Regions from separate parts of the Homo sapiens genome. Here region 2 is linked to region 1. A link is a loop called in an ENCODE intact Hi-C map of the cell type or tissue named here. Cell type or tissue: endothelial cell of umbilical vein. All regions are shown on one strand. Each heading gives the region's core, and the rest is flanking DNA. Links, peaks and the distances in the headings are about the cores only.

The links. Peaks named below come from ENCODE experiments on the same cell type or tissue, not always from the same donor. Only the 100,000 strongest peaks of a DNase experiment are listed, where the experiment ranks them.
Region 2: a loop joins it to region 1, with 7 times the contacts of the local background. A loop is called at or near these places in 3 of 110 quality-filtered maps.

The regions. Positions count from the first base shown.
Region 1 is chr1:224,620,678-224,629,038 of GRCh38, reverse strand. The region is part of intron 1 of CNIH3 (cornichon family AMPA receptor auxiliary protein 3); the gene reads right to left. Among named protein-coding and RNA genes, the nearest start is that of CNIH3, 8.5 kb to the right of the region's middle. RefSeq lists a silencer at 6,014-6,177. In endothelial cell of umbilical vein, for the core only: no CTCF peak of the experiment used is centred there; a DNase peak (open chromatin) is centred at 5,008; H3K27ac peaks cover 1,091 bases.
Region 2 is chr1:224,538,625-224,546,985 of GRCh38, reverse strand. It overlaps a transcript of CNIH3 not described here. Among named protein-coding and RNA genes, the nearest start is that of CNIH3-AS2, 73 kb to the left of the region's middle. In endothelial cell of umbilical vein, for the core only: no CTCF peak of the experiment used is centred there; DNase peaks (open chromatin) are centred at 2,475, 3,955, 4,875 and 6,265; H3K27ac peaks cover 4,035 bases.

The sequences.
Region 1 (8,361 bases), core at 214-8,213:
CAAGATTCTGTCTCGGGGGGTGAAAAGAAAAAAAACAGATATACATTGCTTCAGTCCAGAAAGGCGGGACAACTCAAAGTGGGGGTGGCAGGTGGTTGGGGGGGAGTTCCAGGTCCTGGGTAGATTTAAATTTTTTCTGATTGACAGGTAGCAGGCTTCAGAGAGAACAGACTGTAAATATTGCTTATCAGACTTAAGGTCTGTGTTGATGTTAAATGCTAGTTGGTGTTTCCTGAATTCCAAAAGGGAGGAGGGCATAATGACACATGTCCCACCTCCCTTCCCCTCATGGCCTAAACCAGCCTTTCAGGTTAACTTTCGAGTGCCCTGGCCAGGGAGGGAGCCCATTCAGATGGTTGGGCGTGGGGGGCCTTTGAGTTTTATTTTTGGTTTACAGACTATTACTCAACCTTAAAAAGGAGAGAAATGCTGACACAGGCTACAATATGATGAACCTTGAAGACATTATGCTGAGTAAAAAAAGCCAATCACAGCAGGACAAATACTGTATGATTCCACTTATATGTGGTGTCTAGAAGTAGATCAGTTTAGAGGGACAAGGTAGAATGGTGGTGGCCAGGGGCTTGGGGAGGAGAGAATGGGGAGCTACTGTTTAATGGGCACAGAGTTTCTGTTTGGGAAGGGGAAAAAGTTCTGGAGATGGATGGTGGTGATGGTTATAAAACAATGTGAATGCACTTAGTGCCATTAAGCTGTACACTTAAAAACGGTTTAAAAAAAGTAAATGTCATATACGTATTTTACAACAAATTTTTTTAAGTTAAGGGAGCCAGACTGAGCCCCAAGTAGAAACTGCAGGGTAGGGTGAGATCCCTTTTGCTCTCAGGTAGCCGGCGAATACAGAGACAGTTGAGCGAAGCGTAGAAGCAGGATAGAACTAGAGAAAATGAATAACTTGACAGGGTGGGCTAAGTCTAGATCTGGGCTAGACTATTAAACAATAGAGTCTGAACAGAAATACCCAGTCTGATTCAAACTCAATTAGTGCCTATACACATTCCAGAGGCAGAGGTAAAAGAGACAGCCCCTGCCCTCCATTTGCTGACCAGCAACAGGGCCTGTATCAATCCTTCGGCTGGAGTAATCTAATCATTCTTTCAAGACAATGGCCTCTGAGACTCAGGTGGTGATGAAAGGTTCTGTTCTCAGAGCCCGTGTCCCAAGCAGGAGTGCCAAGGCCCATCGTGGCAGTGGCAGAAAGCAGGCAGCCCCCTGGAGAGAGAAGCCATTCCCTCTGACAACAGCACCCCGGGCCCCTGAGCCTCATTATCAGACTGACTCGTGGGTCCGAGATGGCAGCGCATTGACTCCCCTTCCAGAGTCACAGAGCAGACTGCAGGAGCGGGCCTCAGTCCCCACGGGTCTGCTAGTGTACACAGGACCCACTGCACACTGCCAGACATACCATCCTAGCCAGACGTGGCTCCTGCAGCCAGCCACCACTGTCCCCAAAGTCACAGGCTCCCTCTTTTCTTCAAAAGAATGAGACCCACAGGCCAGGTGCGGTGGCTCACGCCTGTAATCCCAGCACTTTGGGAGACCGAGGCGGGAGGATCACAAGGTCAGAAGTTCGAGACCAGCCTGAACAACATGGTGAAACCCCGTCTCTACTAAAAATACAAAAATTAGCTGGGTGTGGTGGCACGTGCCTGTAATCCCAGCTATTCAGGAGGCTGAGGCAGGAGAATTGCTTGAACCCGGGGGCAGAGGTTGCAGTGAGCCGAGATCACATCACTGCACTCCAGCCTGGGTGACAGAGCCAGACCTCGTCTCAAAACAACAAAAAAAAGAATGAGACCCACAAGCTTCTGGGTTCATAAGCCAGAATGAGGCTACCAAAGAGGTGACTTTTTTCTGCTTTCATGGTCAGTCTGAGAGCCACCATCAGTCATGCGCTCAACACGTGTCCACCATGTCCTCCTAAGTCCCGTGAACACATATATTGGACACCAAGAGCCCTGTTCTCCATCCACCCCTGCTTCACTTAGAAAGTCCAGGCACAGGCACACAGAAGTGTGTAAGAACACAGGTTTGTACCTGGAGAAGAACAAACAACCCACACAAGTTTGCCAGGTTGTAGGAGCCTGTGGTAGGTTGGAGTGAGCAGAGTTGCTGATGATGAGACCCAGGCTCGTCAGTGACAGCACATGGAAAACTTAGATCCAAGAGGCAAGAAGGCTCTGCTTGTAGAAAGAATAAATAGACATATCTACGGTGCAATAAAGTCTACCTGTGGGGTTGGGGCTGTGAGATGGGGAGTTGTGGGAGACCGGCTGGAGAGGTAGGTCAATGCTATGTTGTAATAGGCTTCCAACCCCAAATTGAGCGGTTTGGACGTTATCCTACAGGCAGTTTATGTCGATCCCATGAGACCTCAAGATTAGTCTTCAATCCCCATGCCCTAGAGCAGGGATCATCTTAACCAAGATTCTCAAGTCTTTTAATGCCCAGGACACTGTGCACACAGAAATGGTGGTGGCCCCATTACAGTCTATCAGCCTAATCTTTAGATATATTTTTTAGTTTTTTGTTTGGGCTTTATTTTAGCATATGCAAGAATGTCCCTGTTTGCTTCTCTTTCTATGCCAAATTAAAAATATTTGCGAGTCTGATCATTATGCCCTGGATTTGTATTCAGAAACCAGTTCAGGATCTAGCTGTGCATTTAGAGTTTTCAGTGACCAGTTTGTGGGAGTTAAGCAGATTCCAAGTGTCATTAAGAAATGCAGGCAACCCTCAGCTAACCCTGTTAAGATGCAGACACTCTGGCTATGAATGATCCCAAACAGCAACCACTTCCAACCCTGCAGATCTGAGTTGGTTACTCATGCAAATGACCTCACTATTTGTAGCAGAGCTCACTTAATGCTTCTTCTCTAGATTAAAACAGTTCAGCTTATTTTTCTAAAGACCCTCCAGGTCCTAGAAGAAGAAGCAACTCAGAAGCAATGTGAATGGCAAGGATTTCAGCCTGGAATTTAATATCTGCCTTATCTAACCCACAAGGGGACTATCTACACCTAGTTGTCAAAGGATGGAAGAAAGGTGTATTTCACAATCTATGATTAAAAAAAAAATGGGTATTACAAGATAGCAGTGGGATCGCTATCTTGAAGCACAAAATCAACATACGTGATGTTGGAGAGACTAGCGTGCAGCCCCCTGCATCAGCCTCGACATCATCCTCTGCTTTTGGGCATAGACATGGGTTGCTGGGCTACAGTCACCATCTGACAGCCCTTTCCTGTCACAGCTCGTCTTCTTTGGTGTCTGTTGTTCACAACCTCTCCCCAGCAGTGCCCTCCTCCACACCTTCAACCACCCTGATCTATCCCATCCACCATCTCCCCTCCACTTAATTCTGGATTGAAGCTCAGTTAGCCTCCCTTACACAGAGAGAGCTACCAAGTCTAGGATTCCATGGGCCTTCAGCAGAGCCCAAAAATGTGCTTTTTTTCTTTTGAGACGGAGTCTCGCTCTGTCGCCCAGGCTGGAGTGCAGTGGCGCCATCTCAGCTCACTGCCAGCTCTGTCTCCTGGGTTCACACCATTCCCCTGCCTCAGCATCCCGAGTAGCTGGGACTATAGGCGCCCACCACCACGCCTGGCTAATTTTTTTTTTATTTTATTTTTAGGAGAGATGGGGTTTCACCATGTTAGCCAGGATGATCTCCATCTCCTGACCTCATGATCCGCCCGCCTAGGCCTCCCAAAGTGCTGGGATTACAGGCGTGAGCCACCACGCCCGGACAAAAATGTGCATTTTTAGTAAGCATCCAGATGATTGTCATAACCAGGTAAGTCTGGGAAAGTATTCATTGAGGAGGAGTCTATCAAGCTTAAGCTGGCTGTAATAAATTATCCAGATCCTTATTTATTGGCAATCACTGAGTTCCCACCATACTGCCCCATGCTGGACACTGAGGCCACAAGTGAGGGCAACAGTTTCTGCCCTCCAGAAGCTTATAGTCCAAGCACAGAGACAAATACAACAGTGGGACTCAGACCTGGGGACAGGTTCAGAGGACAAGTGGACTCAGATCGCCAGGGAGAATGCGGCTTCCTAGAGGACAAAGGCTGCAGCAGAGCCAGTCGGGTGAAGAATGAAGTGGGGAACAGCATTCCAGGGAGACAGAACAGCCCATTTGGGAATTGCAAGAAGGTGAGGATATCTGGAACACAGAAAATGCAAAATGTGGCTAAACAGTTAACCGGGACCTGGTCCTCCCAGCCCTCTAAACTTTGAAAGCGAGAGAAACCAGAAAAAGCTTTAGTCTGGGAATAACATGGAAGGATCCTTTCAGGTATTAGATCACTCTTGGTAGCCATGAGTGGGGTGGTTTAGTCCAGGGGAGATGATAACCAAGGAGGCCAGCTTGGAAGGGACCACGATGCTCTGAGAAACAGCAAATGGGGGCCTGAACCAAGGCAGGGATGGGAAGCATGGAAGGGAGGGGACAGACATGGCTGGTGACTACAGAAGGAGCAGATGGGGTAGAGAGGGTCTCTGGGTGAAGACTAAACCCACTGGGGCTGTGAGGAGTGAGGAGGGCATGAAGACAAGCTCGGCTGGGATCCAACTGTGGGGCATGGGGCAGGTGGCCCCATGGACACACAGGTCAGTGTCGGGGGACAGGTCTGGGAGGCCAGGAAACTACCAACATGGAGAGGAAGGTACAGAAAGAAGAACCCACAGGGGAGATGGAGGAGAAACAGGGCCCCAGAAAAACAACATTTGAAAGCAGTTGCAAAGAAGACACGGACAGCAGTCTCAAAGCCACGGAGAGGCCAAGATAAGCACTAAATGGTGCCCAGAGATTGCCACAGACCACTGATGTCCTCATCAAGTGCTGAGCTGAGAAGGGGCGGGGGCACAAGTCAGGTGGCCAGAAAGGAAACAAGTGTCTTTGGAAAAGAGATAAGATACACAAATAGCAAAATGCTGACACTTGCCAATTCTGAGTGGTGGATGCAGAGGGCTTTGTTTTATTAGTCTCCGTGGTTTCTGAGTGTCTGATGTCAGAATCCAAAGAGGTGACGGCAGGCAGGATGTGGTGAGACAAAACCACTCTGCAAGGGAAGAGAGGTTGAGCAGCATTTAGAGGGCCTGGGGACCAAAGGCTTGTCTGCAGCTCAGAGGCACCACAGCCTTTGAATCTGCCAGGGGGTGGGGACGGGTGGACCTGCGAAGGGCAGTGGCTGAAGACACAGACAGGTGGGGAAAAGTGATGGAGCAATGTCCACAGATAACTAGGAGGGGAGGAAGTGGCCTCAGATGAGGGACAGACTCTGCTGCTTCTGAGTCTGAGAAGGAAAAATAAATCATTAATCAGAATTCTGGGGAGGGGCAGGATCCTGAGGCATCCCTGTCTGATCATCTCTATCTTCTCCAGGAGCTGGAATTAAAGTCATCTGCTCAGAGGCAGTCAGGGGTGGGGGACAGTTTTGGGAGCTTCAGGGGGCTCTGAGAAAATGACAACAATCTACAACAGTGTTGTGGAAGCTGAAGGAACTGACTCACATCCAGCTGATGAGTTAGAAGGCAATACTGAGGCCAGCTAAGGTCAAACCGTGCATCCGCCTGGGACCCAGCAGCTCCCGGGTACCTGGGGTGAGAGAAGAGAGGGAAGAGAGTAGACTCCTGGGAGACTGAGGCATCCACTACAGGAGCGACAGGAAACAGAGGACGCAGCAGTGGAGAGCAGCAGCAGGAGCTAAGTGGTGGATGATGAGGGGTAATGACACAGAGGAGGAAGTAAATCCTAGAGGAGCGATGCATTGAGAGAAGAAGGAAAAGCCACAGTCAAAGGAGGGCCAAGAGCCCCTGGGGCAGCAGAGTGCGGGAGTAGAGAACAGGGAGCTCACTGCAGAGGCAGGTCCAGGGCAGGTCAGGGGGCTCAGGGACCACAAAGATGGAAGTGGTCACTAGAGGGGAGGTCAGATAACCAACAGCACCCAGCACCTTGCAGGACAGCAAGGACAGGACAGTGACCAGGAGCCAAGTCCTCAGTGGTGCCCAGTGGAGGGGCCCATAGGAGTGAGTCAGATGATGGTGGCAAAGGCACCATCCAGATAGCACAGCTACTGAAGAATAAGGCCCCAGAGGAACCTGTTTGCAGACTTACTGGGAGAGAGGTCCACAGCAGAAAACAAGTCCAGAGGGCAAAGCGCAGAGCCATGTGGATATACAGAAGGGAAAAGCACCAGGTAGCCAGAGGGGCTAGAGTGAGGCAAGGGCCTGGGCACAGCTTCAGGGCCAGTATAGGCAAGAGCTCCAATTGCCTGGCAAGAGCCTCACAACATTCACTGCCTTTAATGTTTGTTCAGTAACTCAAAAGTCAAAGACAAGTTACTTTAGTGTCTCTAACATCCAACCCCAGTGAGGCCTTGAAACCTCACCAAACAGTTGGGATTGGGGCTGGTTCCTGATTGTTTTAGGTGACCTGTGAATTCTGCACACTTCTCTCCTCTCCTCTCTAACATGACTGCAGTGGAAATACAATGATGACGTAAGCTTTCTTTTTCAGGGAGAGTTATTGCAATGCAAACAAGGATAAAGCGGCAAGCAACGCAAACAATGATAAGGTGCCATGCATCAATCCAGACATTACATTTTCCAGAAGGTGTTCTCTCCAGGGATAGCCAGTGCTTCTCCCCAATCTGCTCCTCTGAAAGAGAACCAGCTCCACTATCATCAAGAAGGGCCCTATACCCCATGGCAATGGCCAGTCTTCTTTGCAATAATTAGCTTCCAAAGTTTCAAAGTGCCAAGGCATGGGGGAAAATGCACATTGTCCAAACTACCCAGAAAGTAGTCCTTAAGAAGCAGCCAGAAGCCAAATCAGAAACGAGTTACTGTTAGTCTGTTCTCCCACTGCTAATAAAGACATACCTGAGACTGGGTAATTTACAAAGAAAAGAAGTTTAATGGACTCACAGTTCAGCATGGCTGTGAGGAGGCCTCATGATCATGGCAGAAGGTGAAGGAGGAGCAAAGGCATGTCTTACATGGCGGCAAGCAAGAGAGCATGTGCAGGAGAACTGCCCTTTATAAAACCATCAGATCTCATGAGACTTATTCACTATCATGAGAACAGCACAAAAAAAACCCCATCCCCCACGATTCAATTACCTCCCACCAGATCCTTCCCACAACACGTGGAGATTATGAGAGCTACAATTCAAGATGAGATTTGGGTGTGAACATAGCCAAAACATATCACTATGTCAACTGGAAATGCGTCAAGCCAGAAGGAAACAAGAATTTGTCCTATGAGTATTTATACCAAACACTCTCTATGTGTCAGGCACTGTTCTGGGCTCTGGAGAAACAATGGTAAAGTAGAAAACGTCCCTGCTCTCATGGAGCTTCCTTCCACTTCAGCTGTGGGGCAATGGACAGTGACGGAGGGAGGAGATAAAAGGGGGATGGAGCAGGCTGGAGCTGCGGACATCCCACCTGAAAGTGAGATGCCAGAACGGACAGGGGCATCACAAGTAGAACAGAAAGTGGAGACCAAGTAAGACCTGGCAGTGAGTGCAGTACCCTCATCTGAGTAGGCCAAGGCAGGGTCATAAAAAAACAGGCTATTTATTGTCAACCCCAAGCATCCTACCATTTCACATAAACCCATTTTTTGTTTCCAGGTGGGTACTGTGAGAAACTGAGATGTTTACTAGACTTCCAGAGGCTGAGCCTGTGACAAGGTGGAACTGGCAAAACACTCCACCATGAAGACATCTTCTCTAACAAAACTGCCTCTCGGCACATATGTATGTCATCCCTGTCCAGGGCCATTTAAACCCTCAAACAGCAAATGCTGCTGTGAATCCAAAGAAATTTCAAGGTGAGATGGTGCATCAGATCTTTCTAGGGAATTTTATTGGGAATTAATTTTATTTGTAAATTGTCAAAACTCATAGTGACTCCAAATATAAAAACTTCAAAAGCTAAAGACCTGAAATTCAGTACTGAATCTTTGATCTTTTCAAAGAATAGCTTCATCTGTGTTTATATAAATGAGACACACTGCAAACAGGCTTAACCGAGCCGGAGCAGAGAAGGCTCTTGTGAGTAAACACCATTCATTTTATACTGGCTGGAAATACATATCACTTCACATCAAAAACCCTTTAGAACGCTTTTTTTTCCTTCTAAACGTCCACATGCAATTTTTTTTTCTTAGAAATGGGGTCTCACTATGTTGCCTAGGCTGGTCTCAAACTCCTAGGCTCAAGTGATCCTCCTGCCTCAACCTCCCAAAGTGCTGGGATTACGAGCATGAGCCACTGAGCCCGGCCATATGCAATTTTTTAAAATACACAAGAGATAATCTTTTCT
Region 2 (8,361 bases), core at 292-8,291, 82 kb after region 1:
TTCAAAAGTCCTAATTCAGTGGTTGAGTGTCTTGTTTCTGGCTTACCATAGTCACAGTCTTTGTCACTAAAAATATGTGCTTCTTCCAGCACCTGCTGTGTCCCATGTCAAATGGCCCCATCATCATCTCTTCAGGAAAGGTGTTCCATGAGGATCACTGGAGGACAATGAGGGAGATACAGACTTGAATGGTTTTATTTGTCAAAGCTGAGGCTCTGCTGACCTTAGAGTTTCATTAAAGTTGGAAGATACATTTTGACAACTCACAGAAGGCATGAAAAATAGGTGCTTCCTGGAGCAGTGGGTTGGATAAGGGTATTTTACATAAATTTTCTCTGGGACCCATGATTATAAATTTGCTAAACCAAGTGACACACACTGGGTCAGAATGGAACTCCTCCCTTTTCTTTGTTCTCCACTTCTCACCAAGGCATGAGACTCCAGCTCCACCACACCTCTGTGACCTCTCCTCCTAATTTCCCCTGACGCTGCTCAGCATTCATTACCCCCTCCAGGTTGACTACAACGTGCTGGGCTGTCTAACCTCGTGTCTCTCCTAATTCATGCTAACTGATGGCACCACAGTGCAGTTTGGAGGCTGGGTGTCTTGGGAGAGCGGGAAGTGCAGCATCTTACTGTGTTCTATTGTCATTTTTGTTTGCAAACCATTTCAGTTCTCCCTGTAAGCCTTCTGGAAATTAACAGCATGGGAGATATAACTTCATATATTGGGATTTCCGTTTGAGAAAAACTTCCATAAAAGTTGTATCCAAACATACAAGAATGAAACAAAGCTTGCTGCTTTGGTGTTAGGGACTGAATTGTGTTCCCTTAAAATTCATGTGTTGGAAGTCCTAATCCCAAGTAACTCAGAATGTATCTGCATTTGGAGATAAGGTATTTAAAGAGGTAATTAAGTTAAAATGAGGTCATTAGGGTGGGCTCTAACCCAGTATGACTGGTGTCCTTATAAGAAGAGGAGCTTAGGACACAAACACACAGAGAAACCCTGGGAAGCCACCTGCAAACCAAGGAGAGGGGCCTCGGGAGAAACCAAAGCTGCCAACACCTTGATGTTGGACTTCCCAGCCTCCAGAACAGGAGAAAATCCGTTTCTATAGTGAAGCCACCCAGTCCGTGGTATTGTGTTACAGCAGCCCTAGCACACTAAGCCACATAGTAATTTTTAATGTTGCAAAAGCCAAATAGTGACTAGAAGCCTGATGTTCAAGCTGATTCAGGGGAAATTACCCTCTTCATCACACTTTGTTCAAGGCCACAAGTCCCTGACCCAGACTCTTTATTCACATAAATCCCCTCCTCTGTGCCCCTTCTTCCTCCGCCAAGAACTTAATGATGTTTGTTCTTACAGCCACTGCCTTTATATCCTTCCTATGGCACCTAGTCTTCCAACCCGACACCTAAGCTTAATGTGACCTGAAAAGAGGAGGGACACACAGACTTGCATGTTCATGCTGAGGGGCAGGAATTCTGAAAGGACTAGAATGCCTGGGAATTTGGGTAGCCTAACTGATACTGTTGTGAAATACGTATTTTTAAAGATGATGAGAACTCATCTAAAAGCTCATTTCTCACTCCAAGTCTCACAGTTCATTGTAGACTCTGAACGTTATAATAGAAAGGGACTGAATTAAGATGAGAGAAGAGACAAGGGTGAAGGATGGGCAGAAAGGCAGAGCTGTTTGAAGCCGTTCATTGGTTCAACACACATTTGAGTCCCCACCATGTGTAGGAGCTACAGGTATGGTGGACAGCAAAAGCTACACAGTCATTGCCTTTGGGGAGCTTCTGCACACATAGGAGATACACACATACGTTTGTACATATACATTGCAATATGCAATCACAAACTGTAGGAACTTCTATGAGAAGAAAGTGCCAATGGCTTTGAGAGTGAGCTCAGCGTGATCTGCTCTGGTATCAGGGGCAAGGAAGGCTTATCTGAGCAGGACCTCTGAGTTTGTGCCACATGGAATCCATGGTCTCTTAGCTAACACTCACCCCACTCTACTTCCTCCCTCAGGCCAGAAGCCTGAAGACTACATTTTCCAGACTCATCTGCCAGCTGATTATGCTCATGGGAGGCAGTGGCAGGATACTGGAAAGTAGGAGGCAGGGAGAAGCCATGTGTTTTCTTGATTCTAGCAGTGACAGCAGCAATAGCAACAGCAATAGTGACAGCAGTGACAAAAGCAATAATGGTGGTGGTCGTAGTAGTGCCAAGAGTAACTGAGAGCTCTTGAGTTCCTCCTTGGGCAGTCAAGTTCCATCAGCAGCAGCCTCAGCAGCACAGCGGTCATGGGCTCTGGTGACATGGTGTTCGCTTCTGTGCACTCAGCCCTAGAGGTGGAGTGGCGTCCTAAAATTACCAATCTTTGAGTCATTTTGCCTTCCTCTTTGTTCTCCCACCATTCCAAGACCTCTGTTACCAATTTCCTGAATTGAACTCCCTATTTTAAAAACATAGAGCAGTTTTGCTTCCCTGAATAAACAAAATATTCCTAAAATAGCTCCAGGAAACTGATTCAAAGATAGGATCTGGGATTGATTATCTGAGTTGGCGTGCATGAGATGATGACCTCAATGCCAGTGGAAAATAAGATACTGGTAGTCCATGGGATGCTGTAGCAAATTGTTAGTTAAATTATCACTGCTGACTGCTTGAGATGAAGTGCATATGGAAGGTAAGGCTTCCTTCTCCCTGTGGAGACCAAGTGGTGATTGCAACTATTTTGGAGGGAGCAATAAATATAAAGACTCTGAATGAACTGACTATTTCTGAATGCACTGGTGAGTTCACAGAAAGAAAACTACAAACTTGGGGCTTAAATATCTCAGCTAATGCCATGGTCCAAGAGCCAAAAAGCTTTGATAACAGCACAGAAAGAACCTCTTATCTCTTAACAGCCAAAGAGCCAATTTAGCTAAAAAGACAGACCTAGAATCTGATCCTGTAGGTTGCAGAATTATAATGAACAGACCCACCCAGATCTCTTATGTGACCTATGAGTGTATAATCAATCAACCAATCCAGTTACTGCTGTAGGTCTTGGGTATAAAAGTGAACCAGACCAACAGTACTTCTACCCTCAAAGAAGTCCACACAAAGATCTGGAAGAAAGGTATTCCAAGCAGAGGAAAGAGCAAGTGCAAAGCACTGAAATGGAGTCAGCTTGGTGTGTGCGAGGGACAGAAGAAATGTCATCCTGGAATGCAGTGCATATGGAGGAGAGTAGAGGGAGGTAAGGCCAGGGAGACAGGCAGGAAGCAAGTCTGGCAAGGTCACTGCAGGCCATTGTGAACACTTGTTTTATTCTGGTCTAATAAAAACCATTTGGAAGTGCTAAGCAGGTGGTGTAATGCAATACAATTCTGACACTAACCACCCAGAGTCAGCACTGACTCCACAAGCCAAAAGGCATGGTCTCCAACAGCACTGTCCCTATTTAGAAACCAGCTGCAAGTTTGAGGGTCTTCAGACCACCCACACTTCTGACCAACTAGCTACAAATTCTAAGATTTTCATGGCCCCCTCAGGTTTGTTAATTGTTAGAATGACTCACAGAACTCCCGTGAACTAAAGTACGCAGGAGAGTACTGGTAATTACAGTTTTATGATAAAGGATACAAATCCGAAGCAGGCAAACAAACAGACACACAGGGCAAGATCCAGAAGGATCCCACACATAGAGCTCCTGTGCCCTCTTTCCCCATAGAATCAGGACGTGTCACCCTCCCAGCACCAACCAGGAAGCTCCACTAAACTTCTGTGTTGAGTTTCTATTAGAATTTCGTTACCCAGGCATGTTTCAATGAATTATTGGCCCACATGATTAGACTCAATCTCCAGCTTCCCTCCCCTCTCCAGAGATCCGGCTGATATCACATAGCTCAAAGCTCCAACCTTCTAATCTCATGGTTGGTCTTTCTGACTCAGCCTACCCACATCCTGAATCTTCTCATTTGCAGAAGCTGTCTAGAGGCCTAGCATGAGTCACCTCATTAGCATAAGCAATCAGGACCCACCATGGATAACAAAGACAACTTGGAAAATTCCAATGGTATTAGAGTCTCCATGCCAGGAACTAGGACAAAGACCAGAGAAATTATTATACAATAGCAGGAGAATATCATAATCTGAGTTAAATTTTAGAAAGATCACTGCAGCTACTATACGGAGGGGTTGACGAGAAGAGGCAAGAGTGGAGCTTACAGTGGCATTCTAACTGGACTGTTCCTAGGAAGACACCTTGGCTGTCTTTGGGCTGCCTAATCTCTCTTGGTCCATTCTCCAAACCTGGTTCCTAGCCTTCTCATTGATCCTATGAGCTACATCATATCCTTAGAGTAAATATTTTCTGCTAAGTTAACTAGAATTTGTTTCTGCTATTTTCTACCAAGTACTCTATTACATACACTCTTTCTCTTTCTACCATGAGGCTGCCATAGTTTCTCTTCCAGAAAATAGAATGTGGCTATTCTATTTCGTGTTCCTAAGTCACATGTTCCATCTTCAGACACCCACACTGGTTTTCAGTTCCATTTCCAAATTCCTAGGGAAGAGAGTTTGATCATTCCATTTTAGGTCATAGGTACTCTGTTAGTCCAATCAAGTGTGGCTAAGAAAGCAGGGTCATGTAGTACAAAATCGTTGCTAGGGCTTCATTGCCCAAAATTATTGTTACGTAGAATAGACACCCCAAATGTTGCTTCCTACAAATAGATGGAATTTAAGTAGCCAAGGAGGAAAAAGAATGAATTTTAAGAAGGAAAACATGAATTGATGATGCATAGAAGCTGGAATGGTTGTGGCATTTTCAAACAATAGGAAAGATTCTGGCCAAACCAGAGCAGAGGCATCTGATAGGAAGTGGAGGAGGTGTGGGCTTGACTGGGAAGTGTGAAGCCATTCTATGGAGGCCCTGAACATCCGGCAGAAAAGTTTCAACGTGTGAAGAAAATTGGAAGCCACTGGACTTGTCTTGGCTGGGGAAGATTCTGAAAAGTATTATCTAAACAGCAGTAGCAAGTTGAATTGGAGGGGCCATGAGTTTTGGAGTCCATTGGAGGTGATGCTTACAAAGAGTGAGAGACATTAAGATTTTTTAAAAATAAGATAAGATACAGTCGTTTTCTGTGTATGGAAAATGAAAGAGAAATAAATCATAGTTATGCTCACAAAATTAGTTAATGACAGAGTACCATGAATTGCAAAGCTATAAACACCCAATTTGTGAATCTTCTCTAAAAAAGAATAGCCAGTTGCATACAGAGCTCTTTCTGTGCTTGTTCCTCTGGTAGCCTCTACCCTTTGAGAAGCAATAGCATGGCTTGGGACTGCAAAGAACTCTCAAATCTAATGAATAGCTTCTTTCTTCTTTAGGAAATCATGCATTTTTGCTGACTCAGCTCAGGGTAACCACTATAGGAAATTTATTTTTAATATGCATGCACATCCTTTTTAAGGGCCTTTTCTCCCTCTTTCCTCTTATCTAACTTTTGCTCAATTATCTCAGAAGAAAATGTCCCATTTTGTCCCCTTTTTCTTCCATTTGTAAGCCAAAGAAAAATGACCCTAATCATGTATGATAAGCCTAAAGTAGTGCCAGTGATACAACCATATGAGGAAAAAGGAAAGCCATAAATTTGGAAGTGACACTTAATGTCATAAAGAGCCAGTAACATCAAATTAGAAAGTCCTGGAAAGGGCCCAAATTTCCCTTCGGAATCTCCACCACGGTACTCATCTATATTTTCAGCCCTTAATTAAATCTGCTTTCCGCTGTGCTTTTCATTCACCATTTAGTAAAAATGAAAACCTTTCTTAATAAATTTCAGAGATGGGAGATTAAATTACTTACATACATGCCAATACAGCAATGGAATTTTTTACTTAATTTTTTCTTGTAAATACATCATATGGCATCAATATAAATGAGTATGAATGACTTTAGTGGGCTAATCTGGGTACCCACCTGCATTTATAATACCATTTTTATAAGAAAATGCGTTCTATCTTCAAGCAAACAGACTTGCAGGCTGATTTCTGGAAATCTAGTTTTCGAAAGTTGAACACTGTTTAATTCTATAAAAATATTCTAATGAGAAATGCAAAATTGTATAATTACTTTAAGTATGAAATTGTATAATTATTTTAAGTCCAATAATGGAGAATTCCAACATGCAAGTTTAATGCATGTGACTTCCTTTTCTCACCACTTAATTGGTTTTGGTAAGCAGCCAGTTCTTTATTTGTTGTTCTTAAGCTGTCATTACAAATTCTGCTAGCTTACAGGGTAAAAAAACATGAGCTGGAGGTAGGGGTTTGGCTGCATGAGTTTTCTAAATATATTTATTAATGCTTCTTAAATTATCTTCAAAGCTGGGTATCTCCCTCAGTTTGCAGCATCTTGTCACTTGGTTTAGAACCACGATCTCACTTTAATGTCCATATAGCCAGATGCAGCTGCATTTATTTACATTTTTTAAATGAATGAAACTTTTAACTTGTTGACATATTGGAGAGTCTAAAAATGTCCCATTTAAACTCATCCTCACAACTACATCCGCATGGGTGGCTATTGAATTAGCCCCACTTTGCAGCAGAGCTGATTTTCAAGAGAAATGTTTGAGTAAAATTGAAGGGTTTAGAAAGCCTTATTATTGGGTGACACAGAAGAAACTACTTTGGTTGCATTTCAAGTTTCCAACTGAAATTTCAAGTCAGGGCCATGAGACAAAACCACAGGAGCAAAATGAAACGAGAGTGCAGCTGCATTTCCATGTAAGTTGGCCCGTAGGATACTTCCCCAGGAACTAGATGATTTTCTTTTGAACTTTTAGCTACGGTGAAGAAAGATCAGAAATTTTGAAGCTATGAGACATACTTCAAGGCCAGCCTCCCAATTACCCACGTTGTGTGCTGTGAATAGTACCCATTCATTCATTGATATTTATTGAGAGGCTTACTATGAGTAAAGCTCTGTGTGATCAATGTTACACGAATACAGAAAGGAATAAAATTCAGTGCACCCTCAAGGAGCTTACAATCTGGAGGGAAGGCAATTAACTATAATATAAAGCATATAGTACTTCTCAGAAGAAGTACTAGAATAGAAAATAAGCAAAATATAGAAACAGAATACAGAAAGACAAAGTTCAAAATACAGAAAGACAAAGTAGGGAATGATTAGTTCTAACTAGGTGGCACAGGGAAAGGTAGAGAGGTGGGTCTACCTCTCACGGATAGCATAAGCAAAAACATGGAGGTATGAATGGCATATTTAGTGAAGGGCAAGTAGTGCAGTATGGCCAGTATGGGGCAGTGACCAGCATGGGGCATAAGGAAGGCATAGGGTAGGTTGGGACTGAATCCTAGAGCGTTGTAAAGTCCCAGCCTGGAACTGAACCACGTATCTTGGAGAGCAAGGAGCCACTGATGATTCTGAGGAGGTAAAACTATCTGAACTGGATCAGAGAGAAAGATAACTCATGCAACAATGAAGAAAAGTCGAAGTTGGAAATTTGATATGTCATGAAGCTACTGAAATAATCCATAAGAGTCAAAAAGTACTTAAATTATAGCAGAATCAAGGTATTGGACTGGGAAGAAAGTTCAAAGGAAGAAAGGACAGAACTTGGCAATTGATGATTTGGATGTCAAGAGACCCTGGAGTTTAAAGAGAATGGAGAACAAGAAATGGAAGACGACTGAGGCTTCTGGCCCAAATGAAAGCAAGGGTAGAAGTCCTAATAGCCATGATAAGTAAATACGGCAAGAGGAGCAGTATGCAGGATGACATGTTAAATTAAGTGTGCTAAGTTTTAGTTACGGAAGAGAAATGCATGGGAAAATATCCAGGAGACCACTGGAAATCTGTGTTAGCCACAAGAAATTTAGAGGTGAATATAGGTGAGCCCCCTCAGACAGAGAATCTGAGCAGGAAAACATGGGAAGATAAAACTTGAGGAAAGGTACATTTAAACAGTAAGTAGAGGCTGGGCATAATAGGCTTATGCCTGTAATCGCAGCACTTTGGGAGACTGAGGCAGGAGAATCACTTGAGACCAGGAGTTCGAGACCAGCCTGAGCAACATGAAACACCATCTCTACAAAAAAAAAAAAAAAAAAAAATGTAATTAGCTGGGCTAGGTGGCCATTCCTGTAGTCCCAGCTACTCAGGAGGCTGAGGTGGGAGGATCACATAAACCCAGGAGTTAGAGGTTATGGTGAGCTCTGATTGCACCACTACATTCCGGGCTGGGCAACACGCAAGACCCTGTCTCTTAAAAAAAAAAAAAGAGAGAGAGAGAGAGAGAAGGAGGAGGAGGCAGGGAGAA